Regions from separate parts of the Mus musculus genome. Here region 1 is linked to region 2. Evidence: chromatin loops called from intact Hi-C (ENCODE). Cell type or tissue: heart. All regions are shown on one strand. Each heading gives the region's core, and the rest is flanking DNA. Links, peaks and the distances in the headings are about the cores only. Region 1 holds the start of Rftn1 (raftlin lipid raft linker 1). Region 2 overlaps Rftn1 (raftlin lipid raft linker 1).

Region 1 (15,851 bases), core at 4,074-12,073, 70 kb after region 2:
AATTCCTTCCAGTTTGGAGTACCTAGTATTTTCTCTTAAATTCTTCAACTGATGAATGAAGCCCACACACACTATAAAGGGCAGCCTGCTGTTCTCAGAAATCTGCCGATTTCAGCATCAATCACATTGAAAAGCTCCTGCAGGAAGATCCAGACTTGGGTTGGAACAAAAATCAGGTACCACCATCCAGCCAAAAAGGACACAAAATAAACCACCACTCTTACGACGAGGCCAGCGAGACTGCCTTTTCCCCCAACCAATATCCTGAGCACCACTGTGGATGAAATATGTTGGCCATGACAAACAAAACAAAAAACAAAAGGGGACATATTGTGTAGGTTATTGTCCTCTGAGTCAACAGCCAGGGCCATCTTGTACAGAGTGGCTGCGACTGTTTGCAGATGACTCTCAGGACAGGACCTGGTGAGGACTATCAGAAGTATGGGGTTGGGGGTTGGGGGTCATTAGATCATCCCTTCCCTGAGATTCTAGGCACCTCTTCTACACTTCTGACTCAACTGTATGTAATTATGACCCAACTGTGTGTGGTCTGGGAGGTCACAGACTATACCTCCATGTCAATGAACTGAAACAGAGTCTCTATTGCTGTAGCTGTGGAGAAGCTGTCATCCATGCTGGGGTGAGTCTCTCCAGTGGCATGGATCTTTAAGGGTAATCCCTTACCCTTGCTCTGTAGATAACCAGATAGAATAATTAGTTCACAAAGCTAGCCTTAGGTGGAATGGTACTTTGGTCTGTCATTGGTGCCTTATCTGGAGTGAGTAGCTGCTTGCATCTCCCCAGGAAATGTTCAGACACTCCCTCCCATGGAGTGTACCTTAAAGAGCAAGGAAATAGAGAACAGATACATAAAGAAAACTGATGAAAACCCAATCCTCAAATATGTCAAGTAGAAAAAGAAGACAGCAATCACAGGGGAAGGAAGGAGGTGGCATTGTGAATCATACCACAAAGGAGGTGGCAGAGAGGTCCCCAGGATAAGGAGTGGTGGCCCAGGCATAGCGGTAAAATCATAATCGAGTTGGGATTTGAGACAGACACTGCCTGTGGGAGGCTGGGCACAGCGTATGAGGTCAGACTGAACTGTGAGCCTGGTCTAGGCTGAAGGATTCCCCCACCCCCAGGGGAACGAAGCTGGGAGATGTAAGTCAGTTGACTATGATGTCAGCAACTGGGAGAACAGCTGACTCCGAGGAGGCAAAGCAAAAGCCAAAGTCTGGGTGTGTTCTCAGGGGACCTGTGGTGGCAAGTGGTCTGAAGCAGAAGTGGGGAGCAGCCAGTCCCAAGAGGAGCATGAGGCAGTCAGAAATGAATTAACTGCTTCTGCTGTGGAATGTCCAAAAAGCAAAACAGCAGGTGCACCAGTCTGGAGCTTTGATGGCACTCACTCCTGTAGGACAGTGGCCTCCTCAAAGGCAGTTGGCAAGCCTTCATCCTTCCAAGGCCAACCCTAGCAGAGCAGTTAGTAGCAGCTCAGCCGCAGTGAGAAAACTACAGAGGACAGAAAGGGGCCTCTGAAATAGAGCCCTGTGGCTCTAAAGTTCACCTTACTACTACAACTACTATTAATACTGTTGCCATTGTTGTTGTTGTTGTTGTTATATTTTATTCACTGGAAGGTGGCATTGCCACAGTATGCATGTGGCGGTCAAAGGATAACTGCAGAAATCGGTTCTCTCTTACCACTATACGGGTCCTAGGGAATCAAACTCAGGTCATACAGGTTTACTGACAGATGCCTAGAACCCCTGAGCCATCTCTACAGCCCAAGTTCACTTTCCTAGCAGTCTAGACCAGGGTTTGGGAACACAGGTACATGTGCCAGGGTGCCTATGTCAAATCCTGATGACCCTGCTTCCGAGATGTGACTTCAAGGAAGCCCTGGAATCTGTGAAGAGAGACGAATGGAACACCTACTTCTACAGTGACAATTATATAAAAGAGAGTCGAGCTGTGCTGAACGCAGGTTGAAATCCCTCAGCTGTGCAGAATGAGAATATAAACATTACCCAGGGGACACTGTGGACATGGCTCAGTGGTAGAGCCCCTGCCTCTCATGCACAAAGCCCCATTACCATCCCTAATACCATTAAATAGATAAAGAAGTGTTAACCATTCAGTACAATATTAGTATGGTTTGTTATCCATTATAAGGATTCATGGAACCTGGTGTGGGTTACTATATTACACTGAAAGTGTGCTTATAAACCATCAAAAGATATATGCACACACACACACACAGAGAGAGAGAGAGAGAGAGAGAGAGAGAGAGAGAGGGAGAGAGGGAGAGAGGGAGAGAGGGAGAGAGGGAGAAAGAGAGAGAGGGAGAGAGAGAGAGAGACCCTCCCTCCTTTGAGACAGGGTTTCTCTGTGTATCCCTGGCAGTCCTGGAACTCTGTAGACCAGGCTGGCCTCAAACTCAGAGATCCTCTGCCTCCTGCATGCTGGGAGTAAAGATGTGCGCCACCACTGCCCTGCACCACAAACCCTTTCTAATTTGAGAAAGGATTTAAATGAATGAACCTGCACTTTTTATTTCTGAAATATGAAAATCCGTGGAGTTGACACATTCCATTAGCCATTCTGTGACGAACCAAATCTCTTTATACCCAGCTTCATGCATAGCAGCTATCACAACACCCTCAAATCCACACACTATGAAAGCTAGTCTGCAAAGTATAAGGGGCTCCCCAGCACTAGGTGAAGTGGGAAAGCAGGGTGCTTATGCACACATGCACACACAACAACACAACTGAAGCTGGTCACCCCCTACAAAGCCCCCCTCCCCCATGCTGACTCTGAGGAGATGCAGGACAGGAAAATGGGGTATTTCATGTGCAGGAGCCAGAGGAAGTCATCAGCTCTTGACTGAAAAGTGTGGAAATCTCTGATCCAGGATTATGAAGCAGATGGGCCAGTCAGCTTCACGCACAGTGACAGGCACAGTTTGTCTCAATCTGGCCATGAACACCTAGGACTGGCTTTCCCTATCCTTTGATCTCACATACAAGGCAAGAATCACCGAATAATGAAGACAACTAGTGGTCCTTGCCCTCTCTGTCACCCCTGTTCTCCTGAGGTAGCTCTAACCCAAGGGAGTCCCCAAACAAACCTTTAAGTCTCCCAGATGATGTCTCTGCCTCAGCGCTGGCAGGTGGCCATCCCTAAAGAATGTGACCTGATTTCCTAGCTCTTTGGTTCTGGCCTAGTGAGAGCAATTTCCCTCTCTGAATTCAGCCCAGGTAGGGAGTAATTCACACAAATGCATATTTAAAAGCTGGACCAGATTCTTATTTGGTGAATAAGGAATTAACAGGACTCAAGCGGGGACTCTGAACCGCCTGCCGTACTGATCCTTCAAGAAAATATGTCTTGATAAAATATGCAACGATAATAATGAAAAGCGCCTTCGGGGCCCAGGAGACAAGAGAAACTGGAATCTATGTCAGAAATGGATGTGAATGGGAGAAGAGTTATCACGCATAACAACCCCCTCCCCAAATCCTCGGAAGGGTAAACATAAAAGAAACGCCTGCCAAAACACATCCCTGTCAAAGAATGAGCCCAAGTCCTTGGTACCAACTCTCCGCCACCTCTTCTCATCTGAAGGCCAAGGAAATCTGCACAGCAGAGAGCGACTGTCCCATTCTGCCCTCAGAGTGACTGTCCCACAGAGCTCACAGAGTGGCAGACATGGCTCCAGTGGCCACACTTGTCTCTGGACACTTGAACCGTGGCTAGCTCTCCTGAAGAAGTGCAGTCTGCTTTCATTGGACTTTGACTCATTTAGACACACATGTGACAGCCACGTGTGGCTGGTGGCTACTCTATTCCACCCACTCAATAAAATCACAACCCAAATTGATCCTTACTTCACTTCTCAAAAACAAAAGGTATTCAGTCAGATGTGGAGCCACACACCTTTAACTCCCTCACTCAGGAGGAAGAGGCAGGAGGAGCTTCGAGGTCAAGGCCAGTGTGGTCTCTAGAGCAGTTCCAGGACAGTCAGAGCTACACAGAAACAAACAAACAAAGACAAAAACCAGCAACAAAACCAAATAACAGCTCCAGGAACTTAACTCATGTCATCAGGCTTTCAAGACAAGCACCTTTACCTGCTGGGCCATCTCGCTGGCCCTTGATTTGGTTTTTGAGTTGGGGGGCTCCTTTTTAGCTCAGGCTAGCCTTGAACTCTGCACTGTCCTATCTACAGCTCCTAAATGCCAAGATTACAGGTCATGTGTCACCGTGCCAAGCATCACAGTCAGTACTTCTCTACAAGTCCCAACGGTGCGACACTCTAGGCCTGTAAGACAAAAGTACATAAAACACTGGAGGAAGTGACTCTGGTGTGCCATTTCCTGTCATTTCATTCTGACTGCCCCAGTGACATTTCTATTACATTGTTGTGTCTTTGTGAACTTCCAGATCATTCTGCATTTGCTAAACTTGAGCGCCACAGTCTCTTCCTTCAATGTTTTGGGAACACTGGAAAGTAAACCCAGGGCCTACTGAGCTTCACCGCTGTCACTCGTCCTGAAGAGGACTCAGATGGCAGGGCACGCATAAAGTGCTGAGCAGCACCTAGCAACTAGTCTAACACCTAACATTTTGCTAATAACAATGGCAAAATATGTCATGGAACAGGATGGTTCTACAATAACGAAGTTGTTCTAGGTCCAAATACTCCATATCTGTCCCACACCCTAGGAGAACCACCGACTGACAGACGGTTGTGAATGAGACATCATAGGACCTTGATCTCTCATCATCCACTGTCAAGATGGGCAGCTCAGTTCTCTAGTAGATGTCCGCTGTGTCCCTTCTCGTGACCTCTGTCACACATATTTACTATACATGGCAGAGCCCCCTGACCCTCTCCAATATCTCAAGACTGAACATGGGTCATCTGTCCCCTGAGAAACGTGGTCAGTACTGAGACACCGTGAGGGCCATGGAAACATTTCGCTGTCTGTTTCACAGTTCCTGTCTCCCGGATCACCCTAGGTCAAGCCCTGCTCCAGTTTCCACAGAGAGGGACTATAGTGGAAAGGGCCTCTGAGAGGCCATGCACCTTTTCTCAGTAATAAGATGGGTGATGCAGGACTCTATTTCTCACAAAAAGGGCAAATCACACTCTCAGCAAAACTGCTCTATGCTTACGCACCCCAACTCTGCCCTGCCTCCCAGAGAAAATGCAGGTGGCTGTCCACAACGGTGACATCCAAAGGGTATTTCCACCAAGCACAGGGTATTTCATATCAGCACACCCAATGGCCCAGAATCCCCTCAGGAATTTCTAGGCAGAAGTTCAGGGAGATTCTGTGAAAGTTGGGGGTTGGGCTTGTTTGTTTGTTTGTTTGTTTGTTTTGTGTTTTTCTTTTTATGGAAAGCACTCAGTGGAGATTGTTCACAATCTCAGGTCTATTCCCCTACGGACATCCCTTCTATGTCGATCTATAAAGATGCAGCATTCATCTTATCCTCTGCAGTCATTTAAGTCTAAATCGACCTAAGGGCTGAGAAGGAGGCTCAGTGAGTAGTGCTTAGTGGGCAACTGTGGGGATCCGAGTTCGAATCTCCAGGATCTACCTAAGCTGGACACAGCACATCTGTAATCTTGGCACTTTTAGAGTAAGACAGGAGCTAGAGGCAGGGGATTCTCAGAAGCTTAACGGCCAGCTGATCTATGCAGCTGTGAACAAGAGTTTTTTGCCTCAGATAAGGGAGAAGGTGAGTAGAGACCCCCCAAACTTACCCTCTAACCTCCCTCTAACATACACATCTGTATATGTACATGCACACACACACACCAATAAAAAATAAGCACATAGTAGCAGTCAGGGACTGCTTCTTGGAGTCCCCTCTACGTATGAAAACATGTCCACTAGTGTCCCAGCTGGGCCCGGAGAACACTGTCTCGTAGCCCCAGGAAACAGTCATATAAGCAATCATCCTGGTTAAGAGATAGGAAAGCTGGGTTGTGAGTTCATCTCCGGCACATTTGTGCGCTTTCTAGGAATGTTGAATGGAACCACCACCCTAGAAAAAGGCCTCGCAATTTTCTCTGTACACTATACACATGTCTTCTGTGATGCGGGTGTTTGTCCAGGAGAATGGGAAAGATGTCCCCAGGAATCTGTGTACAAATGCACAAATATTCATAGCAGTGTTTTTTTTTTCACAAGAACCAACAACTAACACCACCAACAACAATAAAAACTGGATATAACGCATGTACCCAGGAACCGGGGGATATACTAACCAACTGTGGCATGCACACATCACATGAACATAACTCAGACGTAACAAACCTAACAAAACGGAGTTACTGAACCTTATACAGAACTGCAGAACTCCATGTATATGATGTTTAAATCACAGATTAAACAAACCTATAGTAAGACAGAGCAGTGGTTGCCACCGGGAAGATAGGGGCCATGAAGAAACCCAGGTTGATGGTGTATTACCTGTCTTGATAAGAATCGGGTTGCACAGTGCATACATATGTCAAAACAATGTGCAGACTATTCCACTGTTATGTGTGTGTTACTGAACACACATTGAACATGTGAGTTGAGACACTTATAAAGTAACCCTGTACTAAGACTGTAGCTTATTTTAAAATGCATAAAGCAGCACACTGGAGCGATGGATGGTGCCTAGGTGTGCACTAAAGTCAATCCAGCGAAATGTTAGAAAATCTAGGTATGGTGGGTCTTTGTTTTTGTAGCCTAGGCTAGCCTCTAACTCAATTTTCTCCAGCCTCCTCCACCTTCTGGATTCTGAGATTACAGGCGTATGCCACTGTGCCCTCCTAGGTATTTGTATGATCTCTGTTACAACTTTACTATATAATGTTTTGTTTTGTTTTAATGGGGGCTAGGTGTGGTGGTACATATAATCTCAGTGCTTGGAAGGAAGAATCAATGCAAGTTGGAGGCTAACCTGGTCTACATAGTGGTAGATCCAGACCAGTGAGGGCTACACAGGGAAACCTTGCCTCAACAACAACAATAAAAATCGAAAGTGGTATAGAAATATGGGAGTACCCCCTTCTTAGCCTACCAAGTTCACATTTGATAAGGCAGCCATGGCCACCCAGCCATGGGACCACCCAGCTCCATCTCTGACATAAGTGAAGCCTGGAGAAACTCTAGGCACTTTACAGGGATTCCCACCACTCAGCCTGCTTCCCCACATACAAAGCAGTCACTGAAATCAAGCCCCAAAAAACCCTGTTCCAGAGGCAGAGAAAAAAATTCACTGACTAGTAGCCCCAATTTATTCCTGCACCAAATCGATTAGCTAACTACGCAATCTGCCTCATTTGTCCCTTGTCCACGATGGGGGTCGGGGGGACGGGACAAAACGACACAGTGTCCTACCCCACTAATGGAGGCACAGGGAGGCTTCCCCAGCTTGAGGCTGCGATTGCTCGGACCTCATGAAACCTCTACAGAAGGCAGAAGAGTCTGCAAGCTCACTCTAGGTAACACTGCTTAACTGAGGTCAGAGCACAGCACCACACAGCTCGTTGTTTAACCCCTGAGGATGAGTGGCTGGTGACATCTGGTGTCACTTGAACTTCCTCAGAATCCAGCTGGTCAGAAGGTACAAATTAGGAATCCTGGCAGCCACGGGTATGCTGGGTTCAATGGCCCTACCCATGGGTTTGTAGGCCACTCACATTACACCCTGGGCTTCCTTCCTGGAAAAGGCTTATCCTGAGATGACACTCCATAGTAGCCGTTGGGAGACACCTGTTCTGACCTTAACACCACCACCCACTCCCACCCCACCTCCCTGCGCCCCTTCTGAAAACAGCTGTATGAACAGAGGGTCTGTTGCTGGGCAGTTAGGCAGCCACTCATATACAAAGATCTGTGCCAGATTCTTTTTAAAAAATAGTTTTTGTTTGTAAGCCCCTAAACAAACTCACTCACACCACCCACCGCCCACAGGGGGCAGCTGAGAGCCAGCAGCCAACAGGCATCAGGGAGCACGCGCGGGGCTAACCCTGCCCTCTGCGCGATTCTGGCCTCCAAAGACAGTGATGCCAGTAGACCTGGCGCACTCGCCTGACAGTCAGGCTTCTTTAAATACACACTCCCTCCTCCTCGCCCAGACCCCATGCCCATCCTGGTGTGCCCCATGCCTAGAAAAGTGTGTTACAACAAGGCAAGAAAAAAAATCCCCTTTTCAGAGGAGAAAAGCCCCATTTCTGGTGCCTGGGATTTAGCTCTCAGTATTTCCACCGAGTACCCTCCTGCCTGCTCTCAAGAGTCGCACACCTCTTCCCTGGGTCGAGCCCAGGTCTCCGGGTGCACGTGGGCGGTGGCAACTCCCATCTGCTCCGGGCCCAGTACCCACTAAGGCCCCGGGTCCTGACCCACCTGTAGCCTCCAAGCTCCCCTCCGCGTCCTTCTAGCAGACCTCCGCCTGCGAAGCCCAGGACCCCCAGCAGGCGACCTCTCACCCCAACGCTCTCTCGCTTGTTTGTTTTGCTTTTTTTCCCCCTCTTCATCGGGGGAAAAAAAGTTGGCCCAGAATCTGGCGTCCCATCGATCTGTCCCCATCCCCACGCGACCTGCACCAGGGGGCTCGCCTAACAGCTCCGGAGCCCCCGAGGTGCCACGAGGAGCTGTCGCCTGCTCACCCGGATCCCGGGCCAGCAGAGCCAGCGACCCAGGCCTCTGCGCGCCACCTCGCCGGCCCGCCGCACGCCCACCTACCTTAGGGGACCAGCAGCGGTGACCGTGGCGCGGGCGGAGACAGCGTGCTGTGTCCCGGGATGAAAGTTTGTGCCATGCAGAGCAGGGCGGCGCGCGGACGACGCGACCCCGGGGGTGGGGGCAGAGCGCGGGGCGCGGCCGCTCGCTTGTCGTCTGTCCCTCCGGCGCTGGCCGCACAGGTACCTCTCCAGAGCCAGTGGCCGCCGCGCTCCCGCTCGCTGCGCTCTGCGCCCTGCGCGCTCTGATTCCAGCCCCGCCGCCCCCACTCCACCCCGCGCCGCCGCCGCCGCCTCCGCCGCGCGTCCGCCCGCTACACTTCCTCTTCCTCTGAACTCATGTGCAAAATATGCTGTGCTGCATCTTCTTGGGGGAAGCCGAGCGGCCCCTGGCAGCCCCGCACGAGAGACCCGTCCGCCCCGTGCGTCGCCAGCGCCGCGCAACCGGGCTCTCCCTCCCCCTCCCCCTAACCCCACCTCTCTTTCCCAGGCTTGGGTTTTGGGACCTGCTTAGGAGAGCACCAAGGTGGCAGCCAAAATACTGGGAAGGCGACGGCCATCAACGTGCTGATTGATGGCTAGGGCGGGGAGGAGAGCTAGAAAGAGATCCATTCTGGACCCATTCCACAGGTGGGAACGTCCCCAGGCAGCTTCTGCTCCCAGGTTTATCTCTCCGAAAGTAGTGCTTGGGAAGAGAAATAGTACCACTGGCCTCAGCCTCTTTCCCGACTTTATCCAGGTATCCAAAGGTTTGAGATCCTGATGCAATTGGGTCATCTTAGCCTAGCAAAATGGATTCCCCAATGAGAATCCATAAGGCTGTTCCCTAAAACAGGGCTGCTTTACCATAGTGAAAGTGTGAAATCCTGTCTCCTTGAGGCCAGTAAAACAAAACAGAATTACCGTGCAGGGCTTGAGAGCAGGAACCCTAGAGACAAATGGTCAGGATGGATTGCTGCCTTCTGTCCTTACTTCCCAGTGACTGGGGGTGACTTTGGGCCTGTTCATCGGCCAACCAGCACTTCCTTGTGTCTTATTAAATGGAAAATGCTTGGAAGCGTTCTATAATTCTGCGATTATCGTTATTATCATCATTACCATAAGGGGCTGAGATTTAATTGATTACCCTGTTCTGGTTGGGCAAAGAAGGGTCCTTAGGCATTGGAGCTACACGCGGCAGAGGGCTGGCTGATCTAGACCCTGTGTTTTAATGAGGTCCTTCTGGTACTAGAAACATGCGCGAGGGGGGAGGCAGCACTGCCTGTTTACAGGAACTCCTCTTGTGAGAGCTACTCAGGGATTTTCTTCCCTGTGGCCCTCTCCTACTCCCCCCATCACTCTGCCCCTGAATTGTCTTTTTACTCCTCTGCCTATTTACCCACCCCATCCCGGCATTCCGCCCACTTTTCTCCACATTTCCCTATCCCTAGTTCATGTCTGGAAATAATAAGCCAGGACAGGGGTCCAGGGCACCCCAGTGTTGAACATTTATTTATGAAGTCAAAGGGAGGGAGGGTGCCTTTCCGCTAAAGATCCTGCTGAGACCTGGAAATCAGGACTCTTACACCAGTGTTCAGGACCGTTGATGGTCACTACAGAGAGAAAACAGCACCTAACAGAACCTAACAGTGCCAGCCAGTGGTCAACAAGAAATCGCAGGGCATCAAAGAAGAGAGGGACAAGGAGGAGGACAGGGAGAGGCAGAGGCAGAGGGAGAGAGACAAACATGGAGAGACACAGAGAGGAGACAGATTATTTTTAAGCAAGTTCTTTCCACTTATGAATTTTGTGTTTGTAGTTTTATTTTAGGGTGCGTTGGGGGGGTTGGGTTTTTTTTTTGTTTGTTTTGTAAACACCAGTTCCTCGAGGGAACCTTATGCTGACATTTTCCATCTTCTGTCCCTCACTACTGTCCTTAGTACCAACACTGTGTATTTAAATGTCTTTGATGAATTTTTTTCCCTACCTGCTTTTCCATGTTTAAGTTTTGTTTGGCTTTCCCTCTGGAACTCTTGACCTGTCTTTCTATACACCACCACGCTTCCTCTCTGGAACATGGCATTTGATAGACATGCACGCAACGAATTATTATTGTATGTGTGGACTCTACCTTAACAATTACCCTGAATCTTCTCAGTCTCTTTTTTGCTTGTGATACTCGATAAGTAGCCAAGCCTTGGGGTCACCTATGTTGTATAGGAAGAAGCCTGGACTGCTGTGGGCCGGCTGGTTAGGGGACAAACCCTGGGCAGCTGGGCCTTACCTCTAACTGACCTCATCTACCCAGCCTCAACCCCAGAGATGCTGGAACTGGATCCTGGTGGGTTACCTTGGCAACCTCACAGTGTTGTCTGTTAGAATGTCCTAGGGCGGCAGCTTTTAATTCTATCACAGCGGTCTCTTCGGGGGGGTTGTGTAATAGTGCTGTTTCTCTTCTGCTCACACTTCCTTCCCTTATGATTTCACACTAAGTACTTGTGAAGGATGCTGAACACGAGGAAAACCGAGCTATTACTGCACAACAGGTCACAGATGCTCCCAGAACCGGGATCCTGCCTGTGGGAAGCTGATAAAACACAGGTCTGAGCTAATGGGAAAGCTGGGTCCCCTCACACCCTGTGGGGGAAGGAGGAGTTTACCCGGCCTAGACAAGTGTAGGAAGGCCTGTATAAACCCATCTGAGCTCAAGGGAAAGAAGTGCCCTACCTGGAGCGAATTTGTCCTGGCCTGGATGCACCCCTCCTCTGGAGATAATCCAGCGCCGGTACCAGCAGCTGGAGCAAGGTTGCTGTCCTTAGCTACGGTGGAGGAGAGACAGCCTGCTATTCTGCCCACCTTTTCACACACAACCCCCCAAACCACAAGTCCACCCGAGTTAGGGCCACCCTGCTCCTAACTCAGCTCTGGCTAACTCCATTTCTGCAGACAGAGGTAACAACTTGGGACAGAAGGTATGCACGACAAAAGCATGCGACACAAAGGACTGGTACCTTGACTGATAATTCATAAGACCAGGAAACCCAGAGCTTATGCCCATCCTGTGAATGGCATTTGGGCTGATGGGAGAGATAAGTCATCTATGACACATAAGTTATCCTTACAGTGATTGCTGGAGGTAGCTTCGCAACCATAGTGAGGTCACCTTTGGCAGGTACTTGCTCCATAGCCCATGGTTATGGGGAGGTGGCTCTATGCATGATGGCTGTGGTTCCTGCCACAGACAAAGTGGTAGAGGCCCCAGGGCCATGGTTTCTGAGCAGTCCCTGTCCCTTGTTCCCTGTCATGAAGTACCTATGGCAAATTGGTTTCTCCTGGTCACACTGGCACACCGCTCAGTATGACAAGCTTCTGAGTCTGTCTTGGGATATAAGGATGTGAACTGGGTGAGGGCAGGGAGCTTGTATTTTTGGTATTTTTGTGTATGTATTGATCTGCACAGACGAGCTAGCAATTTTTGTCTGAAGTAGTCAAACCAATATCTTTGAAAATGCTATCCACAGGCATGACCAGTTCGAGGAAAGGTTGGATTAGAGCCAAATAATCCATACACACACACTACAAAAGACAAATTACTGCTATTCTGCCCTGAGTCTCCTCCTCGTTTTAATTCTGAATTCCTAGCCTGTGTGAGCAGTTCAGGGGACAGGGGCCCTCCTGTGGCTGAGACTGAATTTGCTCTCTAGAGAAAAGAGCCATTAGAGACTAAATCTCTCAGGAATAACAGGAAACAATCTGCTCTTTGGGCTTTGTTTCCCTCATATGGCCTGAGGAACTGCCTGGCCCTGCCAGTACCATCCACATCCCAAAGATGGAGTCAGAAGCTTCCACTTGCTTCAAGGTTAGTCTATTAGTAAGACATATTTGTTGGTTCATATAAGTCAGTGTATTATATTGCTAGAGATTGTGTGTGTGTTCATTCCAGTGTATGTGTATGTGTTGAACAGTGAATTCCCATATGTATGCCCTTTCTGTTCTCCAGATATAAAGAGAGAACGCACGGAGAAACATCCCTGGTACCTGTATCGTTTCCTTTTCTCAGCGCTGGGATGAAATGTCTGATGAGGTGGTAGCTCACAGGAAGGAGGGCATATTTAGACCAGTGTTTCAGGAGATGCTGCCCATCGAGGTGGGGGAAGCCATAGTGAAGGGAACTTGTTTAGATCTGTGGCAGACAGGAAACAGCAACTCCTCCTGAAGCAGTGGCTTTTTACAAACTTCAAGAACTACCACACGCCATGCTTCTTACCCTAGGCCCCAACCCCTGAAGTTCCATAGTCCCTCCAATCCCCCTCAAAAAATATTACTATCAGCTGGAGACCAAAAAGCATGAGTCTATGAGAGACATTTGACACTGAACTATAACAGTACGTGGATGTTAAATTATTTTTACATAGTAACTGATAGGATTTTTCCTTCCACCTCCTCTCCATCCCCACTGTCTTTTTGTCCACACTGAACTTTCTTAACACCAGAGAAAAAGCCCAGGAGGCCGTTGTGCCAGGCTGCCAGGCCTTTGTCTCTGGTCGGGAGGATAAGGAAATGGGCAAATGTTTTGTCATTATCTAGATTTATTAGACATAAAGAAAAAGCATGGTTTTTACAAGGAAGAGCTAGCACAAGAACAAGAACAAGAACAACAACAAAATCTTAGTTTTTGAGTTTCTGAAGTCAAGGTCTAAATATAGAATTAAAAAGTGGAAAAGACTAGGAAATCAAACAGACCCATTGCCCAGGGTCCTACCTCCATTCCTTTCTACTGTTACTGCCTAGCAGTCTAGATTAAGTTTGTTTTCTCTGCCAGTTAAAGAATTAAAAGGCAAGAAGAATCTGAGCACAAAAGGTAGCAGCAGCAGGGGAAATCTCAGACGCAGCAGACAGAAGCAACCAACCAGCACGGAAAACCATCTATTAAGGGTGAGGAAACTCATAGGGAGGCACACAGAAAGATCTGCAGCACAGCAGAGCCCTGCCTTCCCCAGGGGTGGGGCTGGGTTTTAAGGATGTTTTGTGGGGCTCTTTCTTCCCTAATTTAGGATTGGCCAGTTTGCAAAAAGACACGGAAACTGAGGCCCCAAACATCAGGTAAATGTGTTCTGGTCCTAGCCTTGAACTTGTGAGACTAGACCTGCAGCGGTGTTGGCGGGAGAAAAGGCTCAGGAGGCCTTTGTCTCAGGCTGCCAGGACTTTGTCTCTGGTCAGAAGGATAAGGAAGCAGGGTTCATCACTATTGTCTAGCTGTGGCTCTCCTCACCTGTCTGCCATTCAGAGATCTGTCTAACACCTAGCCCTGTGCTATCACTATCTTTGCCATGCAATGCGAGCATGCACGCTCTCACGCACACACACGCATGCACACATGCACACACACATAGGTCTGACATGAGTCAATGAAAGCCTGCACAGGAGAAAGGGGAAGCAGGACAGGAAAGGGGGGTGTCAAACAGGGGCTGGGGGTAGCTCCAGGTCTCCCTGAAGGCAGGATTCAAAGTTCAAAGCCTGCTGGCAAGTCCTTCGGAGCGCTCTCTGGACTGCTGCTCTGCTCTTGGACCCTAGGAAGAACCTGCGCAGAGGAGCACTGGACCTGTAGCAGAGAGGCAGGCCACAAGGGGTTTATCCCCCAGTGGCACTGACAGTGAACCCCCATCAGCAGCAATGGCAGTCACCTGGGGAGCATCCTGAGGCTAAGAACTCCAGAACCAGCCTTTGCTGCTTCTATTTGCCTTCCTTTTGTAAACCTGACTTAGGCTTTCTGCTGCTGGGATAAAAACGATGACCAGAAGCAACTCCGGAAAGAGACGGTTTATTTCTGCTGACATGTGTAGTCAACCAGTCATGAAAGGAAATCTAGAAAGGGACCCAAGATTGGGGGGGGGGACCTGAAGAGGGAAGCTGAGGCAAGATTCAAGGGGAAACCACTGATTCTGGTCTTGCTCCTCGAGGCTTGCTCAGCCTGCTGTCTCATGGTGGCTGAAAGGCAGGCAAAGCTAACTGCTGCGAATAGCAGGGGCTTTTGAAATCTCAAAGGCCACTCCCCAGTGACACACCTCCTCCGGCAAGGCCACACCTCCCAGTGCTCTCCCAATAGTTCCACCAAGTCGGGACCAAGTACTTAAAACATATAAGCCTAAGGGTCGTTCTCATTCACACCACACCAGATGTGTCTAGGTTAGGGTCAAGTTGACAAAAAACCCAACCAACACAGCCTGGCCAAGGCTTCTTAGGGAAGGAAGAGTTTGTGTTGGCTCAGAGTCTGCAAACACAGACCACCCACGATGGCAGGGAAGGCACGGTGGGCAAGGACAGCTTTGGAGGCAGAACCTCGAGGCGAGCAGCCACACTGTTTCCTAAATCAGGAAGTGGAAAGGGAGGAATGCTTATTCTCAAGTTTGTTTTCTCTTTTCTTCCTTCTTTTATTCATTCCAGGATGCCAGCCCAAATGGGCTGGGTCTTCCCTCCTCTGTCAAACCTCTTTAGGAACACCCTGAGGTGTGTCTCCTGGGTGCTTCAAGTCTAGGCCAGGTAAAATAAGGATGAGCTGTCACGGTCTTCCTTTAACATATGGTAGCAAAGGCTTTAAGTGGAGAATAAGTTGTGATCTCTCTGCACAGCAGCCAGCAGGCCCCAGGGTAAGAGAGTTGCTCACGGGCTGGTGAGATGGCTCAGTGGGTAAGAGCACCCGACTGCTCTTCCGAAGGTCCGAAGTTCAAATCCCAGCAACCACATGGTGGCTCACAACCATCCGTAATGAGATCTGATGCCCTCTTCTGGTGTGTCTGAAGACAGCTATAGTGTACTTACATATAATAAATAAATAAATCTTTTAAAAAAAAAGAGAGAGAGTTGCTCACATCTCTGTCCACAGATCTGCCCCTGGAAGAGCCTTGATGGACTAGCTCAGAGTCCTGTTACAAGGCAGCACCATAGCCATCATGTTTCTGGTTAGCTCATTCTGGCCCATGGCAAGCGATCTTCCAGGCTCCTGGTGGTTGGGAGAGGCTCTGGTGAATTGTGAACACAGTGGTATTAGTATTAAAACAAAACTCCCCCCTCCACTTCTTTCATGCCCAAGCAAGGTCACTGGTGACATTCTACACAATGG
Region 2 (15,851 bases), core at 3,379-11,378:
CTAATTATTACAAGATCCTCACAGTAACTCTTCCTTCTTCTCATTTTTCATTCTGTGCTGGTACAGTTCAAAATAGTAGCTATTAACCCCACATAGTTAAAGTATAAAGATATACCTCAACTCCAGAGTGTTTGCCTAACACATGCAGGGCTCTGGGCTCAATCACCAGTAGAAAGAAGGGGGCAGGATGGAGAGGGTATGGGAGAAGGGGAGGAGAGAAGAGAGAAAGCAAAATTTTCTTGGGTATGCGAGATGTCTCCAAGGATAAAGGTACCTACAGATGGCCTGAGTTAGATTCCTGGGACTCACATGGTTGAAGGAGAGAACAAACTCCCACAGGTATCCTCTGAGCTCCACACATGTACCATGACATGCCCATACACATACCCACACCCAAATAATTAAATATACTAGTTAAAATGTAACAAAAAGGAATAAAAAATTTTTAAAGATATGTGATTCCAAAGACTTATTATGAAATTAGAACACAAAACTTTTAAGTAAAGAACAAAATTATATTGCTAAAGAACGATAATATTTCAGGTATATTAAGCTAAGATAAAATACTAATTTTATTTAGTTATTTTTGTTTGCTTGTGCACAAACTTGCACGCTTCCCACTGGGGTGCTTGTCCAGACTCCCAGACATTCATTTACAGCATTTATCACAGCAATGAATTATACAAATTATTTGCTGACTCCCTACCCAGTCAATTCCACCACATCAGCAGCTGTGTCAGGCTGGTTCATCCACAAGCAGGCCATCCCACAGTACTGAACAGGCTCATTACCGGCTGTCATTACATTACAGTAAGGCCTTGTCACACACATGCAGTCACTTTGGATATGAACTCTGAAGTCCACACACACCCCCTGCACCCCAAGTAGAGCAACCACAGGGGTAAGATGGAAAAAGTCCATAGCTGGTCTTAGAACACTATCAGCAAGTCAACTTGAGGGATGCTTGGAAGCTTTATAACTTGTAGTGAAATATACAGTAACAGAAACTACTATTGCAAGCATTTTCAAGTAGCACTAAGAACCTTCACGTTGCCGTGCGACCATCACCACCATTCACCTCAGGAAGTCTCTTCATCATGGCCACCCTTGCTCCTCAGCTCCCACAAGTGGAAAGGATGGCACATCCCCTCTTGGACATGTGACAGCAGCAGAAACAAATGCTGGGTCAGAATGGAGAAGCTGTTGGGAGTCAGAATCATTCCCAGAGGATCACGGGAAAGTCAGGCTGGTATCGCCAGAAAGACAGAAGAAGAATATAAAAAGGCATAGGAATGCAGAGGCCAAGGCTGCACGCAGGCATCTGGGGATCTTCATATCACACAGCAGAATGTAGAAACAGGAATTGTCCCAAGAAGAGAGGTGCCCTGGGGCCCTGTACCCCAAGGAGTGTTCTCGGAACCCTGAGAAACACAGTACTAAGAGCTCAGCATGGTAAGAGAATTGCCCACTGTGTCTCAATACAGCCTTTAGGAGGCTTTTTATTTTTTTTAATTCTGAACATAAATACACACAATGTACATAACTAGTTTAAAGAATAAAATGTACTCCTTATGGGATTACGACACCTACTCACAAACAAAGCCCGTTTGTGTGTTATGTTGGTAAGTTTTTGTCAATTTGTCACAACCCTAGCTTATTTGGGAAAAGGGAATTTCAACTGAGGAACTGCCTGGAAGGTGTCTATGGGTCAGCTTCTTGGTTGCTGACTGATACAGGAGAAGGGCCCAGCCCATTGTGGGCAGTGCCATCATCCCTAGGTAGGTGACCTGGACTGTATGAAAAAGGTAGCCGAGCAAGCCAAGAGCAAAGCAGTAAGCAGTGTTCCTCCTGGTCTCTGCTTCAGTTCCTGCCTCCAGGTTCCTGGCTTGAGCTTGTGCCCTGACATCCCAAGATGGTGGACGGCAACCTGTGAGCTGAAATAAAAAGCCGTTCTTCCACAAGTTAGTTTCGGTCCTGATGTTTATTGCAGCAACAAATGGGGTTGTTCCAATGCCCTCCTCAGACACCCTGCAAGTGGCTACCCATAAGGCCTCCTTCTCCTCACTGTGGTGCCAAAACAGCTTACATCCTGAGATGCATATCATCACATGCGTGTAAATAGCATGCTTCCATGTAAATATCATTAAAGACGCTGCCAAACTGAGCCAAGTGTGAACAGAACCAGAGAGCTCTCACGCTCCAAAGAAGGCTTCTTCAGCTTTGACTGAACATCATCACAACCATCACATGCGGATTCACAACTTGGTACACAGAAACAGCCGGTCGCACATACCCGAGTGTCTCTGGCTCCCTCGGCCAATCTGCATCCAGAACTGTTAGGAGCATGAGTGCTCCAGAAAGATGCATTGTCTCTAGGCAGGAGAAAGGAGCCTGCTGGCAGGATGGAGGGGCCTCCCGCCTTGTGCAGACTCCACACACTGGAGACTGCCAGCGACTATGCAAAAATCTTTCTGTTTACAAGGGATCCTGAGGCTTTCTGCAACACAGCCTTCTCTCTCCTTCTCCCCTACACCCCAGTGCTCACCAGCCATATGTGGCTTATGTCAACGGTGAGATACAAAAACCACAAAATAAAAATGATAGTTCAGGGGCTGGAGAGATGGCTCAGCAGTTAGGAGCTCTGACTGCTCTTCCGAAGGTCCTGAGTTCAAATCCCAGCAACCACATGGTGGCTCAGAACCGTCTGTAATGAGATCTGACTCCTCCTGGAGTGTCTGAAGACAACTACAGTGTACTTACGTATAATAAATAAATAAATCTTTAAAAAAATGATAGTTCAGAGTTTAGTACTCCCAAGAAACCTGAATTGTAAAATTTCTAATTTAATAGGATGACAAAGTGAAATGACAAGTTTTAATGTGCTAGGTTAAATAAACATGTCATCAATTTGCACATTCTTTTCTTTTTTTAAACAAAACACCCAACTTAGAGTCTAAAGTAGCCCAGGGTAGCTCTGAATTTGCCCTGTAGCCAAGGCTAGCCTTGAATACCTTATCCTCCTGCCTCTAAGTATAGAGTGCTGGAATTACAAGCCTATGCTACTATATGTGGCATGTTCTCCCTTTTTAATGTAGCTACTAGAAAATGTGAACTGGCATTGACAGTTCACAGTCATAGCACAGATCAGTCACACAGCACATCAGTCACAGAACAGGTGTGTCACACAGCAGGTCAATCACAGAGCAGGTCAGTCACAGAGCAGGTCAGTAACAGAACAGGTGTGTCACGAAACAGGTGTGTCACAGAGCAGGTGTATCATAAAACAGGTCAGTCACAGAACAGGTGTGTCACACAGCGGGTCAATCACAGAGCAGGTCAGTCACAGAGCAGGTCAGTAACAGAACAGGTGTGTCACGAAAGAGGTGTGTCACAGAGCAGGTGTATCATAAAACAGGTCAGTCACACAACAGGTGTGTCACAAAACAGGTGAGTCACAGAACAGGTGTGTCACAGAACAGGTGAGCCACAGAACAGGTGTGTCACAGAACAGGTGAGCCACAGAACAGGTGTGTCACAGAACAGGTGAGCCACAGAACAGGTGAGCCACAGAACAGGTGTGTCACAGAACAGGTATGTCACAGAACAGGTGTGTCACAGAACAGGTGAGTCACAGAACAGGTGTGCCACAGAACAGGTGTGTCACAGAACAGGTGTGCCACAGAACAGGTGTGTCACAGAACAGGTCAGTCACAGAACAGGTAAGTCACAGAACAGGTGTGTCACAGAACAGGTGTGTCACAGAACAGGTTTGTCACAGAGCAGGTGTGTCACAGAACAGGTGTGTCACAGAACAGGTCAGTCACAGAAGAGGTCAGTCACAGAACAGGTGTGTCACAGCACAGGTGTGTCACAGAACAGGTTGGTCACAGAACAGGTGAGTCACAGAACAGGTGTGTTACAGAACAGGTGAGTCACAGAGCAGGTCAGTCACAGAACAGGTGTGTCACAGAACAGGTTGGTCACAGAACAGGTGAGTCACAGAACAGGTGAGTCACAGAACAGGTGTGTCACAGAACAGGTGTGTCACAGAGCAGGTTAGTCACAGAACAGGTGTGTCACAGAACAGGTTGGTCACAGAACAGGTGAGTCAAAGAACATGTGAGTCACAGAACCGGTGTGTCAAGGGACAGGTGTGTCACAGAACAAGTCAGTCACAGAACAGGTGTGTCACAGAACAGGTCAGTCACAGAACAGGTCAGTCACAGAACAGGTGTGTCACAGAACAGGTGTGTCACAGAACAGGTCAGTCACAGAACAGGTCAGTCACAGAACAGGTGTGTCACAGAACAGGTTGGTCACAGAACAGGTGTGTCACAGAGCAGGTGTGTCACAGAACAGGTGTGTCACAGAACAGGTAAGTCACAGAACAGGTGTGTCACAGAGCAGGTATGTCACACAACAGGTATGTCACAGAACAGGTATGTCACAGAGCAGGCCAGTCACAGAGTAGGTGTATCTGGAACCTCTGGGTTAAATGGATGCATTTTATCATGGTCCATGGAAACATTATTCCCTTTTTTGACTTTTATTTTTATGGTGCTAATCTAATTCCTTATTAAGTTTCCTTTAGCTGCAGCTTCAAGGAAGGTCACACTCCTTTTTCCCAAAATAAACCCATAACACCATGGAATGGGGAAATGGGAAGAGCTGCCAAAACCTTAACCGGATGGGCCAGAATCAGGAATTCCCGAGTGCCTTCAGCCTTGGCTTTTCACTAGCTGTCCCATTCCAAAGTGATGGGGGCGGGGGGGGGGGGACACACACAAAACTTCACCAAGGCCTCTCATTGTTTTGCTCCATGAGCCTATAAGTGTTTGCTCTTCAGGATGCTACCAAGGCTCCCCTTTCTAGTCCACCATTATCCTGGGACTCAGCCTCCTGGTGTAGACCCAGGGTCCCCCTAGTTCTTCTTTGCCACCCTCCTCAGCCATACCCCCCGCCCATCTCTATTCCTTTATGATCCTTTGTCTACCAAACAACTTGTCTCTACCAGGGACCCTACAGCCACCACTTTAACTGGAACCCAGCTAGACTCCCTGTGCCTCTCCACCCTCCTCCATGCTAGCTTCTCTAGGTACTGCCTGCCTCTCCTCGTCCACCTCATCTCCACAGGACCTGCCTGACACTCAACACTTGTGGTAGAGACCCAAGGTTCCCTAGTCCTTCCTCTTCTTCCTCAGCTGTCCTCGGCTGTTCCTTCCAGCCTGTCCCCTCCCTCCCTATCGGAGACTGCACAGCAGCACACTGGGCTGGGACCCAGGTGGACCACCTGCGCCTCCTTCCTCTCTTCCATCCTACTCTAGAACGAAGCCCGAAGTCCAGCAGTGGCTCACACCTCAGTCTATCCTTCCAACCCATCTCCAGGCCTTTGGGCCTTACCACTTGTAATGGCTCATCCTGGATGTCAACTTGACCGCATCTGGAATCAGCTAAAACTTAAGTGGCTGTGCATAGCTGTGAGGGATTAAATTCTTGACTAGATCAACTGAGTCAGAAAGACCCACCCTAAATCTGGATTTTCTGAGGTCAGAAGATGAACTCTAAATCTCAGCCACATCTTCTGGTGGTAGCCTATGTAGAACTTCTGCTTTTTGTCTGTTTGTCCTCACTCTTGATGCCAAGTCCATCAATCCTGCTTCAGAGTCATTCCTTCATTGTTATTAGAAGACACTTATTTGGGATTGTGATGTATATTGACAGCCAGGCTGAGACATCCAGTGCTGTGGACTGAACAACTATTGGGTTCTTGGCCTTTTCTTTGGGATACAGCCATTGCTAGTCTAGCTGGACCACTCTGTAAACCACTCTGATAAACCATGTTTATATATATGTATATAAACATATATATAAACATATATATATATATATATATATACACACACACACACATATATATATACACACAAACACACATATATATATATACACATATGTGTGTTGTTTATATACTATATATTTTACATATAAATAGATTTTATATTTATATAACATCATACATATTATATACTTTTTATGTATTTTTACATATATTAAATATAATAAATAATATATACCAAATATAAATGTTAAATATAATGATATATAGTGTATGTGTTAAATATACATATATGTGCCATATGTGTGTGTATATATATATATATATATATATATATATGTATATATATACTCATTCTATCAGTTCTATTTCTCTAGGGGACACTGACTAATCCATCAGCATCCAGGGCAGACATAGGGTAACACCCCTAGGTCTTCCATTTTTTCACTACCACCCTTGTGGAGCTGGAATGACTACTACTCAGAGACCTCTTGGGTCAGTCCCCTTCACCACCAGCTGGACTATCTCAAATCCTACTCAACCCCAATGATCTGGACTGCTGGAGTAGTAACCCAGAACTCCAGCCTCAACTTCAATCTGGGCCTGTCAGAGCTTGAATCCTAAACCCTAGAGGAGTTATGAGACTCAAGACCACAAATCATTCTGCTGCTCACTCACAACTTGACAAGACTGAGGTAACGACAACCGAAGAACTGAACACCCACCCAACAAAGACATCCACTCCAAGAAACACTACAAACACCACGACTCCAGATAACAGCTGAAAAAACACAGTCACAAACAACCTCCACCAGAAGCCTGCCACCCCTACTGCAACAGACCCCAAGGAAAGCAATTTAGCTGAAGCACGAGACAAGGACTCCAAAATAGCAATTAGGAAATATGTTCAAGGACCTTAAAGAGGATATGAATAAACGTCTTAATGAAGTTCTCAAAAACACAAACAGTCGAATGAAATAATGCAAACATTTCCAGACATGAAAATAGAGTTTCACAAAGAAACGGGAAAGCCAGGCTGAAATAGGACTGGAAAAAAATCTGGGGAGGTGAGACATAAGGCTCAGAGAACCTCATGAGCAGACTGAAGTGGAAGAGAGAATTTCGAGTTTTGAAGACAAGGTAGTAGAAACAGCTCAGTCAAAAAAAAAATGTTGAGTCTAATAAAATTCTGGTACAAAACCCTGGAAATCCGGGACACTTTCAAAAGAGCACACCTGGAAATGACAGCTATAGAGGGAGAAGAGGCCGAGCTCACAGTCACAGAAAATATTTTAAGCCAAACCTCAGAGGAAAATTTCCCCCATCTATAAAGAAACAGGTGCCTAATAGGTCTCCGAAATACATAATCAAAACGCTAAATGCAAAGAATAAAGAAAGGATATTAAAAACTGCAAGGGAAAGAGATCAACTCCCATATAAAGGCAGACCCATTAGACTAACACCTGACTTTTGATTAGGGACTGAAAACCAGAAGGTCCTAGACAGACGCTCTGCATGTTCTGAAAGAACACACATTCCAGGCCAGACTACCATATCCAGCAAAACTATCACGCAGAAGAGCAAAGGAGAAAGAAAAACATCTCATGATGAGAAACAAAGTTAAACAATTTGTGTTTCCCAATCCAGCCCTACAGAAGGTGCCAGAAGGAAACCTTCAGGCGGGAGAAAAGGTTAAATACACTGAAGAAGAAATAATCCCAGAACAGTAAATCAGAAATAGCTGGCCACCCATCAAGGTCCCTGTTTGCTGTTTTACATGCGTAGTGCTGCCATTCTTTTAATGAGCAAATGAAATCATCACTGACAAGGATCTGATGACAGGAGGAGGAAGGGAAATCTAGAGCTGCCTCAGTCTTGTGTAGACAGATAAGCATGGCTCCTATCCCATTAGATGCGAAGGGAGTCAGATGACATCCTGGCAGCAGAGGAACTGGGCCTGTGTCCCCAGGCTGCTCTGTGGAAGCCACCAAAGTCATGCGAGTCATTGCTATTAATAGTTTTAGTTGTCTCACAAACTATCTCTAGGTCAGACAGAGTCCTATGTCAGGGTGCTGTTCCTTCTGCCTAATTTCAGTCCAGACCTAACCAGCATCTACAGTTCATACACAGGTCTTTCGCTCCTCAGTCAAAGCCATGGGCCTTCTGTTCTGGAACCCTTTGTAAAACGGTAGAGTGGGGCCAACAATATGGCTCAGCAGGTGAAGAAGCTTGCTGCCAAGATTGACCACCTGAGTTCAATCCCACATGGTGTAAGGAGGAAACTCCTGCAAGTTGTCCTCTGGCCTCCACACATGTGCCATGACATAAATGAGCCCCCAAATTGATAGATAGATAGATAGATAGATAGATAGATAGATAGATAGATAGATAGATAGAGTAATCAAAATTCTTTTCTAAGCTGAGCTCAAAATGAGCTTAGTTAGATCTTCAGGACTGAACAATAAACTCTGAAAAGGCATGGGGAGGGGGTGGTAGCTTCTTTGTCAGATTCCAGACTTTGATAATGGCTTCTGCAATACCTTACAGCAGGGTCTCCAGGAAGAAGGTGACAGGACGCTCTGTAAGTAGAATGCAGGAGAGTGAGTTGGATCCAGGAAATGGCACTGTCCTTTAAGAGGAACCAATATTCAGCAGCCGGAGGCCAGTACATGAAGAGGTAAAAGCAAGATAAAAAACACTTAGACCCCACAGAACACAGGGGGAGGGAGAGATGGGGTGGCAAGGACAGATGGCAGATGTATCAGGTGGCTAACCACACCCCATGTTTACCTCAAACTCATCCCAGATTTGTAAAATTAAACACACAAAGAGGAAATGTCTCCATGGAGAAGTCAGAATTCAAGCCTGCCCTGTTTCCTCCCTCACCCAGGAAATCCCTTCCTCTCCTGAGCACTACCAAGGAGGACTCACCCCTGAAGTTCTCTTCCCTCTTTAAGGTATCATAGACACCTCCTTGGAGCCCTTGTGCAAGACATTTTAAGTCAAAGAACAAGTCTGTCTTTAGCTATGGCAGAGAAAAGAGAAGTTAACCCCCAAAAAACATCTGGCCACAAACAGCATAAAGTGAAGCCATCATCAGAAAGGGACATGGGGACGTCAGCCTCTATTCCACCAGGACACAGGGCGCTGCCCTTCTCAGAGCTCCCCCCGCTGCCCCATGATGCAGTCTGATGTCCTCCACGTGTGCTGCCTCAGGTGGCTTCCTCCATCTGACCAATTTCTAATTTCATTAAACAATATAAAATACCAGGGAGGAATTAACGTGTGTCAAGGTGCTCCTGGGACAGGACAAGCACTGGTACAGACCCCAGAATTACAGCACAGTGCTTAGCAAATGCTGAGAGACCATCCGGGGCCTGCTTTTCACTGCCTGTTCTACTTTCAAGTCCTTTCTGAAGAAAATGGCTGAGAAGTGAAAGAGACAGCAAGTCAGCTCTGAGATCTTGGCCTGCACCGAACAGTGGCGGTTGTAGCTCCGTGGTTCTGGTCACACCTACTGCTGCAAGCACCTCTTGTGGCACGGCAGAGATGATGCTGTGTTACAGCACCAATGGGAGCTCTGGCTGGAGAGTAGAGTCTGAGAACCTTCGTCACCGGCAGACAAGCGTGGGAGCCACGCACAACCTTGAGATGTCCTTAGTGTTTGCTGCTGAGCAGGGACAGGCTAAGCAAGGAAGCCAGCAGAAAGCAAGAAGAAAACTAGGAAGTGAGTGCCGGGAAGATTGCTTAGTGGATAGTGCCATTACCCCCGAGTGTGAAGATCTGAGTTTGAATCCCCAGAACCTATGTAAAAGGCAGACACAGGGGGCATCTGTAGCCTCACATTTCTATGTCAAGATGGGAGGCAGGAGAATCCTTAGGGGCTACCAGGTCAGCTAGCCTGGCAGTGAACAAGTGATCTAGTCTCAAATAAAGTGGAATCACACACACACACACACACACACACACACACACACACACACACACAAATCAGTGATTATTTTTCAAGGAAGAAAGCCTGAGACGTCTACCGCAGTCAAGGTTACTATTGGCATCAGTGAGCAGCCAGGCGGGACAGCTGCCTAGGCTGCTCCCAGTTTACTCAGTGGTGTCTGTCTGTCAGAATACCTTGTTCTGCGGTGTTTCTCTTTAAGTCTTACTTGGAGAAATGATGTTAGGAGGAGTCGGGTAGCAAGAACGCAAGAAAGTCCATAGCAAGCGAACCCAATCTACTCCCTTCCACTTCTCAGAACTGTGTGAAAAGCTTCACCTCAGATACTCAGAGTTCTCAAACTGTGGCATAGAGCCTCCACAAAGGTACTGGGGCCAGGAAAACAAAGACCACTGATAACAAGTGATACACATTAACCCCGGAGGCAAGAAAGGAAGTGAAACGGGCCACAGTAGAGGTTAGGAATCTTGTGAACACTGGCACACACTGTGACTCTCTTTGTAGCAGAGAACACGAACTCCATCATTTGTGGTTCTCAAAGCCCAGGAGGGTTAGCACTGGGGAGGGTCCGGCGCAAAGGACATTGGCACGGAAATTCAAAACTCACAGAGGGCTCTTACAGCTCTCAAATAATCAACTAAGAGTGAAGATCATCTCATCGTGGAGTAATGAGTGCTCACGGCAAGAGCACCCTGGTTCAATAGTATCAGACATTAGCTGGTCTGTCAGGACGATAATAAAACAATTTGAGAGACTACGATGCCAAGAAGGAGCGATACAGATTGGGCTCTCCAACCCTCACGGAAATGATAAGATTTTAATCAATTAACCCAGCACCCCCTGTCCCTGCACCCCCTAATCTGCCCTCTTCACAGTTCCTGGGAAGCCACTTACTATTCTGTGATCACAGACAGGAAATGGAAAATCAAAGAAGTCTGTGGAATGTGGCAGAAGCTTCACATTGTAATTCAAGATAGCCTGATTAAGGACACTTAATCTGCACACAGCTAATTCGTAAGACCGAGAAGCAGAGTGGGTGTAACGCAAAAGACTGGAGAACTCAGTTCTAATCACACAGAAAAACCTGATCCCAGCATCCTTCTTAAGAAGCCTCCTTCACAATTGCAGGAACGGAGCCTGCTCTATTCAAATGGATGCTCTAGGGATACACAGAAGAGTCTCCACAGAGTGTTAGGGCCCATGACCTCGGGATCTTGGGGACTACCCTACAAGATCCCAAAGATATGGCTATCTTCTACACCAGTTACTTGTCTCTGTATAACACGACATCTGAGCTGAGCAACTTCAGAAAGGAAGGGCTTCTTTCCGCACACAGTTCAAGGGTCCAGTCCTTCACAGTGGGGAAGAAGCAGAGAGCAATGTATGCTGCTGCGCACCAGTAATTCCAGCACAGGGGGTAGAGGCGGGAGGACCAGAACTTCAAGGTCATTCTTGGCTCAGACGGAGTAGGAGAAGGACCTGTAATAGATGGGACCTTATCTTAAATTAATTAAAAGGGGGAAGGGCTTGGAAGTTCCCCCACGAGTTTGTGTGTGTGTCGGGGCTAGAACTTTGGTATGCATTTTAGAAAATTTTAAACTTTTTCAGACAAGAATGTCCAAGCGGTGGTTAAACAGCGGCAAAGCAGTCATATGCCGTGAATCTTCTGGAGAAGTCCCGCGTGAGAATGAAAGAGGAAACAGATATCTTAGGATGATTTTGAAAACAACTTGGGTCTTGGGTGCTTCTGGGTATCCCCAAACCACACGGAAAACCCTCAGGTTTAAAGATGTGGATGGTGGTCGCTGAAAGGGTGAGTCTGCAGTGTGTGTACGCACATGTATGTGTACCTGCTAATATGTGTGTGTTCAGTGTGTGTGTTTGTGTGCTTGAGTTGTGTCTATGCATCTGTGTGTCTGTGTGTTTCTGTGTCTGTGTGTGTGTTGTTGTTGTTGTCTAGTTGGTTGGTCTGGTTCTTATGGGGTGTTTTGTTTTGTAGCTTAGGTTGTCTTCAACCCCACAATCCTGTATCAGCTTCCAAAATGCTGGCATTATAGGCATGAGCCACTATGCCTGGCTCCCAGAACCATTTCTGTTATTAAAAACCCCTGTGGAGGAGCTGGAGAGAGAAAGATCAGTGGTTAAGAGCACTTGACACTGCTCCTGCAGAGGATCTGAGTTTCTGATTCCTAACATCACACGGTGACTCACAACCATGAATCCAGTTCCATGGGATCCAACACCCTCTTCTGGCTTTCATGGGGGCCAGGTGCACATGTGTGGTCCACATGCATACATGTAGACAAATACTAACACAAATAAAGTAAAAATAAATAAACCTCAAGGAATTCTACATGCATTAATTGATAACAGCAGATCTAACAGCTTCAAGAAGTGAATGTAAAACTTTCCAGGAAAATTGGCTCCGATCTGTTACAGATCCCTCCACTTGCTTTAGAGCCTCAGCAAGTGCACGTGTGAACAGAGCACATACAAGCTTCCGAGGATAGGGTGTCTGGACAGATGTGTTCCCTTCCACAGATGTTGCAGGCCACCTCCAAGATGCAGTTTGGCTTAGTGACTCAGGGTACAGTCTCCGGTTTTAGGCTTTCCAGGCTCAAGCCCTGGATGACCTCATACACACTAGCTTTGGAGAGGCTGCCTCATCAGTCATCCTTCACAGGAAGAGAATAACAATACATATCTGGCAGCTCCTTTCCAAGCCTGGGGAATAGATGGCTAGGACAAGCTGTGGCCCCAGAAAAGGGCAACTATTAGCATACTTTGTTCATAGTGTACTACAATGTAGCCAAGTCTCACCACAGTTTTATGCTCAGATTTCAGAACAGTTACCATTGTTGTACTCAGAAAACTATGTATACAGTTTGGTAAAATTATTTTTTTCATGTGTGTATGCATGCATGCATGCCCACATGTTCACATGTTGTCAAGCATGCATGCCTGTCTGCACGTTCACATGTGTGGCAGGATCAGATGTCTTTTCTTATAGTTCTCCACTTTATTTGTTGAAGCAGGGTTTCTTGCTGAGCCCAGAGCTCAGCAATCCAGCTATTCTAGCTAGCCAGCTTGCCCCAGATATGCTCTGCCTCTGTTTCCTGTGTGGTGGGACCACACAGCTAGTCTACCAACCTTGTTAACCCTCACATGGGCTTTAGAGATCTGAACTGCAGCCCACACATTTGCGAAGCAAACATTTTATCCACAGAGCCATTTCCCCAGGCCCTATCAGCAAATCTGAACAGAGCCATACTTAGTTTAATGATAAATACACATTCTGAGAACTGCGCTGTGACCCTGCCCTGTCTGCAGGCATCACAGACTGTCCCTATAAAAGCAAGATGCCACTTTGACACTCAGCAAACTCAGCTCATGCAATCCTCTATCCACTACCCTGTTGACCAATCACTAATGTGTAGCACACAGCTATAATAAAATTGTTAGTTTTGGTTCTGTCCTTACTGAACACACTACATACCATCTGGGGAAACCAGATTCCAATCAATTGCACATCAATGTGGGTAAGTGCGATGGGTAATGTTACTGTCAACCTGATGGGATCTTGGATCACCATGGAAACGGACCTATGGATATATCTATCAAAGTATTTCTAGGTTTCCTGAAAATGGAAAATGCACCCTAAATGTGGGCGGCAGCATCCTATGGGCTGGTCCCAGGCTGAATAAAAACAAGAGGGTAGACAGCCAGCCTCCACCTCTCCGGCTATGGACTCATTGGCTAGCAGACCCTCACGTGACTCCCCTGGATGGATCACATCCTCAAACTGGGCCACATAAATCCTCCTTCCTTAAGCTGCTTCCGTCAAGCATTCCAACTCAGCAACAAGAACAGTGACTAACGCAATGAGCCCACTGATAAGTTATTTCTCAGCTGGTAAAATGGGACAATCCAGGCCAGAATAGATTACATTAAATTCAGGTTTACTGGAAAACTGCTCTTGAGCAAGTTCACTGGCCCCAGGAAAGGAGGCCAGGGAAGTTTCCGTGGGAAGGAAGAGAGGTGAGGGGGAGAGAAAGAGAGAGTCTGATCGCTAAGAGAGAAGAGAGAGGGAAGGAGAGATCTGGGATCCCAAAATGTCTGGATTAATAGGGGAGAGCCTTTTGGGGAAGGGCAGCCTAATCTCCCTGTCTTGCCCCCACTTGGGCTGGAAAGTTCACGGTTGGGGTTAGGGTATTCCAGGTAGGGACTGTGGGATGCTGGGAGAACCTGGAGGCCAGGTCTGCTTAGGTTTGTAAGATATGCACCCCAGTCCCTTGTCCTGGGGTCTGGAACCAAAAGCACACAACTAATTCTTACACAGAACCATATTTGCTGCCATGGAGACAATTCAATAAGCAAGGCATGGTCCAAACATGGGCCCCCAAATTCACAGGATGGAAACTGAACCATGAACGTGGCAGTGTTAAGAGGCCGAGTTTTTTCAGAAGTGATTAAGCCCTGAGGGCTTAGCCTTTATGAGGGAGTTTATGCCATTACAAAAGGAGCTTTTTGGAGAGGCATTGGGCCTCTGTTTACTCTTCTGTCTTTTGTCCATTGAAGACACAGTGATCCTTCTCTAGGGAGATACAGCAACTAGACACCATCTTGCAGACACAGACCAGACCACTATCCAGTTTTAGATTCTTCGTTCTTGGACTGCCCAGCCTCCAGAATCAGAACAAGAAATGAATCTCTGCTATTTACAAACTACCTCGCCTCTGATATTTTTGATAAAACATCGCAACACAGAAAGACATTTATTGAGCACCTACTATGTGCCAGGCTAGTGCCATGCTGTTGGATGCTAAACAACAAAACAAAAACAAAAAACAAAACAAACACCAGAGAAGGCAATTAAGTGCTTAGCTAAGAGCCATAGGGACACTTAAAGTGCACATTTGGGATTCTCGGGGCCTCAGGCAGCAATGTCCTGGTAACAGGCTCTAGCAGTCAGAAAAGGAGTTGGGGGAGCAATGTGTTTGTTGTCATGGGGGAAAAATACTATGCCTAACGGCAAAGCCAAGTTTTCTCCTCCCTTCCACTAGCTTCGGTTCTCACGAGAGAAGCCCTTTACTTTGCTTCCCTTGGCATTCTCAGCGAGGGCTCTTCACTGAGCTGTCCTGTCTCTGTACATCATAAATGGCCCTTCCAACCATGACAAGCATTGCAATGAGCACACTCTCTGTGCACATCATACCAACAACCTCTTATTTAGATGTTAAATTCCAGAAACTGTGATCTCGGATCCACAAGAATGAAAGGTCAAAAGAATTCTCAAAACCCACATACTTTTTATAAACTTCAGTCCCCTCCCAAAGTCCCTAGGGCCATCGCTGTTCCTGTTCTGAACACACATCATAAAAAGAGTTCGGTCTGTTTTTTTCCAGCAGATTAGCAGCATAATCATCAGAAAGATGCTTTGAAAGTGCAACCCTTGGCCCACAACATCCTTTCAAGTCACACACTCCAAGGTTTTCTCAGTGAAATTAACCTTAACAAAACCATAGAAGGTTAAGTTATAGGCAGAAAGTATTCCCAGCACCTTAACCCTTACACAAGGAAAAGTTCTTTCTTTAAAAACACATTTATTTGTGTGTGTGTGTGTGTGCTCGCACAAGCATGTACAAGTGTGTGCACACACATGTGCATGAGTGCATGCCTGTGCATGTTTGCATAGGTGGTATGGACATGTGTAGAGGTCATGTGTGTTCTGGAGCTTAGACTCAGGTAGTCTAGCTTGGAACAAGTACACTGACTGGCTCATTCACCGTTCACCTCTCTCCAGCCCTCAGACCATCCAGACCTCTTCAGACCATTAACATCAAATTCACCTCTATACTTGAAATTTACTCGATTTATTTTTCTTGCAAATTGCAGTTAGACTCAGAGCTTACATGTTCCTGTCATAGTCGCATACAAATGTACTGATCTATACCTGCTACCTCAGGTGGGAATAAGGTGACAATGTGCCCCTGTTACGGTACGGCTGGCTTTATCATTTGTTGCTGTACCAGAGAAAATGATCCCTCGGGAGTTACACGCACC

What was found. A loop is a pair of places that touch in the nucleus more often than their neighbours do. Peaks named below come from ENCODE experiments on the same cell type or tissue, not always from the same donor. Only the 100,000 strongest peaks of a DNase experiment are listed, where the experiment ranks them.
Region 1: it touches region 2 in a loop (2.1-fold over the local background); 7 of 42 quality-filtered maps call a loop at or near these places.

The regions. Positions count from the first base shown.
Region 1 is chr17:50,181,465-50,197,315 of GRCm38, forward strand. Rftn1 (raftlin lipid raft linker 1) reads right to left here and starts at 9,033. Exons shown (of 10, transcript NM_181397.2): 1 at 8,757-9,033. In heart, for the core only: CTCF peaks have their summits at 7,988 and 10,384; DNase peaks (open chromatin) are centred at 8,027, 8,367, 9,057 and 11,277; H3K4me3 peaks cover 1,890 bases; H3K27ac peaks cover 1,354 bases; H3K27me3 peaks cover 2,474 bases.
Region 2 is chr17:50,112,505-50,128,355 of GRCm38, forward strand. All of the region lies in intron 2 of Rftn1 (raftlin lipid raft linker 1), which reads right to left. Among named protein-coding and RNA genes, the nearest start is that of Rftn1, 70 kb to the right of the region's middle. In heart, for the core only: no CTCF peak of the experiment used is centred there; DNase peaks (open chromatin) are centred at 4,087, 4,697, 5,157 and 7,787; H3K27ac peaks cover 371 bases.